Linked DNA regions of Homo sapiens: region 1 is linked to region 2. A link is a loop called in an ENCODE intact Hi-C map of the cell type or tissue named here. Cell type or tissue: chondrocyte. All regions are shown on one strand.

Region 1 (2,500 bases), 330 kb before region 2:
ACCTGGGATTCCCGGCAGGGCGCCCTGTCTGTGAGCGCCCCGGAGGTAACTTCCCCGGTGTGGCAGGCGTGGAAATGGGCATGGATGAACCCTCGGCGCCTTCGAGCTCTTGAGGAAAGAGCCCGGGACCGCTGCGCTAAGGACCGTGACGTAATGCCCCTCCTCCATTCCGGGCCCAAGGGAGGGTCCTAAACGCGGAGAGGGAGTGCCCTGTGGGGGAAAACTGAGTGTGTCTGGAGGGCACAGTGGAGAGGTTGAGTGCTCGCTGCTGCCCACTTGAGCAGGCCCGATTCTGACCCTGGGAGCCCCAGAACCCGCGGGGCGGCTCCCACCCCCACCTGTTGCACGGTGTTCCGCCGCCCCGCTCCGCCGGTGCACTCCCACCTCCGTAGCCCCAGAAGTGACATCTTTTATTATTATTATTATTATTATTAAAAACGAAAGTCACGGGTACAGGGTGGTCTCCCCAAACAGGCTCCAGGTGGTTGCCATCTCGTGAGTCAGTTGTCGCCCTTTTAAAGTGCTGTTACATCAAGAGGTTACAACAAAAAATAGCCAAAGCAAAATCCAAAGGGGAATGCAAAACGGGACTGGAAGTGGGTCCAGGAGAAGGAAGCAAAAATAACTTACAGCATAAATAAATTAAAGTGAACCTAATACTGAACCGAGAGACTCACAGTACATTTATATCCATTGCACATAGCCACTTTGTCATTAGGAACAGGAGTTTCAGAAGTGGACGGGACGGGGAGTGCGGGGCAGGCGCCAGCGAAGTTGCTACATTGTATTCACAATCGGGTTCAAGGCTATACAATGGGAGGGGGCGCTCTCCCCTCCCGCCCCCCGTCTGTCCAGTTAACCCCTTGAGGTCCGATGCCCTAGAGTTCACACGGGGTAGGGGGATTTGAGGCGCGAGGCGGTATTTACACTTGGAAACCAAGCCGGGGCCCTGGACAGGGACGCCCGGGAGGGGGCGGGCAAGGCCGGGGAGCCCGGGAGGAAGGCGGGCGGACGGGCGGCTGTATTTACATCGGTCGGGTCCGAATGGCTTGTTCCTCGCTCAGGGCCACCGCAGCAGCGGGTATTTACAAGGAGCAGCATGGCTTGAGGGCGCAGGGGTGCGGCCAGGCCGGCCCTAGGGCAACAGCGGTGGCTTGAAGGAGCAGTTGCCAGTGCAGTGGCGGGGCGTCAGCATCTTGCAGGAGAAATGGTGCAGGGCGTCGTGGGCTTCTGGGGAGACAGTCGCGAGGGTCACTCTGGGCGCCTCTCCAGGCTCACCTCACCGCGCAGTCCACCCTTTCCCCTCCCCGGCCTTACCAACCCTTTGGGGTCAGGGAATCTCAACCGAGCGGATCAGGAGGAGGCAGGAGGGTAGGACAAAAGCTGGTGATTCAGAACCACTGCTCTGGTTCAGTAGCCCCATTTTACAGAAAAGGAAACTGAGGCACAGTAAGAGAGGAGTCAACCTGCTCAAAGCCAGAATTGGTAATAGAAGGCAGATTTTTCTGACGTCCAAAGCCCAAGGGGCTCTTTCTTTTTACCCCCACCATCCTAGAATAATCTTCCCGTTAAAATCAGTTCCCACTTTTCTCCCTCACAGATCCTGATCCACGTGGATCGTGGCCTTCCTCACTAGTCCCACTATTCATTCATTCAGTCGACAGCACGGCCGGCACCCAGCACCCCTCCTATCTTTGTTTCCCGGCTTCCGCACCTTTCAATTTCTGCTGGATGGCATAGCGCGCCTTCCGCTCCTGGTCGAGTTCGTTACACAGGGTATCTGGAAGACAAGGGGAGGGGCCAGTGAGGAAACGCAGACCACCCTCCGAAAGGCCGGGGTCACAGCCCGGGCTTCCTCCTCTCCCCAGGGCTAAGCTCCGCGCAGAAACAACTCCAGGGATGGGGGAGGGGGTACCGGAGCTCCTAACTGCAGACTGGCGGAGGAAGGAAATGGCCTGGGATGGCGCTTAAAGGCAGATGGATCTAACCAAAATTAAAGCAAACTTAGGCATTACTTCCCAGGTAATTTTACGCCTCGATTTTTAATTTAGAAACCATGGAAATTGCCGCGATAAGAAGTTCAATCACTCCATGTAATGATGCCTGCAAGCCGTTTGCTGGGCTCGCTTGCCATTCTGAGGCTAATCAGAGTATACAAAGCATATTAAATAAAAAAATAATTGTTAAATTACCTTCAATTTAAATCCAAATGACTGAGCCAACATTGCGGCTCCTGCCAGACGAGAGGCAGTTACGGCCCGTGCACGAGCTCACCTGACTCCCGTCTTACCTCTGACAATTTGCAGCTGTTGCACCATTTCTTCTCGATAAGCCAATTCCCTCTTCATTTGATCCTGAAAATTATCTGTGCAAATTGATTAAGTGAGAGCTGTTACGCACAGCCCCCTCTCCCGGCTCCACTTTCTCACTCCTGGCCCCCCCTTTCACCCCTACCCCCAACTCCCACCCAGCCATTCGCCTGCAGCCCTGGAAAAGGACA
Region 2 (2,500 bases):
CACTTTCACAGGTCTGAATTCTGTGGTATATGCAAATGATAGCTGCAAAGGAGGAAAGTGGCATTGTTTGAGAAACCAATCAAGTGGGTAAAACAATGGTGTAGGATGGCGAAATCGTTTCGCTATTGCCAGCAGCTTGAGCTTCGGGAGTGCTAATCAAAATTCACATGCAAAACTTTCCGATAGATTTAACAGTTTTGTACTGTTAAGCAGGGGCTCTCACCATGTGAATGATCCACTACTGTGCCGAACAAAACGGAGACAGTTTTCTTTTAAAGTCCAGAGCAGATGAGAGCCATAAGGAGACAGAGGGTTTCATTTACTCTCAGGACACGATTGTGCCAGTGAACTAATGAGTCTCTTGGACCTTATGTTGCTCTGGCTTCAGTCGAGGCGCGGCTCTAATGGGCATGTAGGACTTCCTATCTGTCAAGTGTCTGAACAATGGGCCCCTCGAATGGATTAGAGAGATCTGGCAAGAAAAAGAGGTCAGTGTTGTACCTAGCACAGGCAGGAAACCTGGCTAATTAATGTATTTCCAACTATAGCAAAACAAAAGCTGACACACACAAATGTTAATTTTATTACAGAAACTCTTAGCCTGTGGCTGAATCACAGTTAACAAATTATTGAAATTCCACAGGTAAAAATCCTATTCCTTTCCCCAATACACTAAAATATTTTTATAGACATAAAGGTCATTCTTTAAAACAATAATGGTTTTGGTGTTGTAATTTGCTTTTATTTCACCCTTCAGTAAAGCTCACTGATGTGGAAATATTTTTGGACAATTATGAAGTGAATGCTGAAAGTTAGAGTCAGCACTACTACAATCTTAACAGTCTGCCTTTTTAAAGGTAGTATAATGTTGAACTAAACTTGAAAAAATCCTACTGCTGTATTAAATGGAGAACTAGAGAATACAAATGTTTATTCAAGCTACAGAGCTCGAGCTACACTCCATCTTAAACTAAGAGCAGATACTGCCACCTAGATACATTCTGATGCTTTGGTTAACTAGATGCTGGCTTATCCTACTTTTTGAAAAATGGCAACAATAGCAGACAATAGTGGCTTGGTATAACAAAAACACGATGAATGATAGTCACTTAAAAATTCATATAAATATAATTTCAATATAATTTGAAGCTTTGAAAAAAAGGCATTTGTGTTTTGACAAATAGCAATTCTTAAGCCTTTATTCAAACCTATAAATGCAGAAGATCGATGGACTATTAGAAATAGGAGAAAACTTTATAAAACATAAAAAATAAAAGCTACATAATCCTGAGGCCTATGAGGAAGTAAATGCGGAGGTGATATCAGTAAGACTTTTAACTTTCTTCTTTTATCAGATTACTTTTTTCTGAGTTTGAGAAGAAGAAGGGATTGTTCAACACTCTCAAATGAAAACACAAATAAGTTTTGGTTTAATAAATAAAATAAGATCACTTAATAAACAATGTTTTAAAAAGAGCATTTCATTATAATCTGTTCTGATTCACCTCCTAGCACACAAAGCAAACCAATTTCCCCTGGCTTTTATTTCTAACAGAAAAAAAAATTGCCCTTTTTATTCCAGACTGGGATCCAAATTGTTATGTACTGTATTCCAGGATCATTTCTTGGGTTTAGAGAGGTTTTTATCATCTTTGGACTGTTGCTCCTCTTCAAATCTCATTTTGTTTTCCTTTGTTACTCTTAGAATAGTTTCAATATCAGCAATGGTGGTCTGTAAATAAAGACAATATTTATTACTTAAAGACCTCTTACAATCCCTCTCCCCCAAGCATCTGGTCCTTTTGGGAGTTCACCATGGTTTAGACCAGTTCTATTCAGAATGTATTCTACCAACTGGCATTTGTCTACAGATTATGGCTTACCAGTCTTGCTGAAATGAGTAAAAAAATTGAGAGTAAGAATTTGGAAAACTTTTTAGAATTTTTATGCCTATTATGTCTAATAATAACATTGGGCTTCTAAATTGTACATCTTTAATTTTTTTAATCGTATTTTTCTAGTAATTAAATTTTCTTCTATTTTGTTAAAAATGTTGATCCATGATAGTCAGATAAAATCAAAACAAAACAAATAGTTTCCTTATTATGGATAATTTGAGAAGCATTGGTCTAGTCACCCTAAAATGAGGGCTAATAGGCTGATGGGAAGGTTTCTTTCCATTGGTTGCTGGGAAGAAAAAAATGACACATTCCCATTTACTTTGTTTATATTTTATTGAAGTACAATTCCCATACCATAAAATTCACCCTTATAAAGTATACAATTCAGTGGTTTTTAGTATATTTGCAAGTAACCATCGCTACTATATAATTCCAGAACATTTTCATCACCCCAAATAGAAACTCTGTCCCCATTAGCTGTCACTCCCCATTTCATCCCACTCCCTCAGCCCCTGGCAACCACTAATCTATTTCTGTCTCTATGGATCTACCTCTTCTGCACATTTCATATAAATGAAACCATACAATATGTGACCTTT

The links. Hi-C counts contacts between places; a loop is a spot of excess contacts. Peaks named below come from ENCODE experiments on the same cell type or tissue, not always from the same donor. Only the 100,000 strongest peaks of a DNase experiment are listed, where the experiment ranks them.
Region 1: a loop joins it to region 2, with 8 times the contacts of the local background. A loop is called at or near these places in 48 of 110 quality-filtered maps.

The regions. Positions count from the first base shown.
Region 1 is chr15:67,832,472-67,834,971 of GRCh38, reverse strand. It overlaps SKOR1 (SKI family transcriptional corepressor 1), which reads right to left. Exons shown (of 9, transcript NM_001365915.1): 7 at 2,291-2,365; 8 at 1,715-1,780; 9 at 390-1,230. The coding sequence ends at 1,136. It overlaps SKOR1-AS1 (SKOR1 antisense RNA 1), which reads left to right. Exons shown (of 3, transcript NR_120345.1): 3 at 1-664. It overlaps LOC105370870 (a long non-coding RNA gene), which reads left to right and starts at 2,375. Exons shown (of 4, transcript XR_932395.3): 1 at 2,375-2,500. RefSeq lists a silencer at 915-1,064 and an enhancer at 641-1,477. In chondrocyte, CTCF peaks have their summits at 754 and 962 (motif pointing right); no DNase peak of the experiment used is centred here.
Region 2 is chr15:67,499,865-67,502,364 of GRCh38, reverse strand. It overlaps IQCH (IQ motif containing H), which reads right to left. Exons shown (of 21, transcript NM_001031715.3): 21 at 561-1,732. The coding sequence ends at 1,619. All of the region lies in intron 2 of IQCH-AS1 (IQCH antisense RNA 1), which reads left to right. Among named protein-coding and RNA genes, the nearest start is that of C15orf61, 20 kb to the left of the region's middle. RefSeq lists a silencer at 296-470. In chondrocyte, a CTCF peak has its summit at 991; no DNase peak of the experiment used is centred here.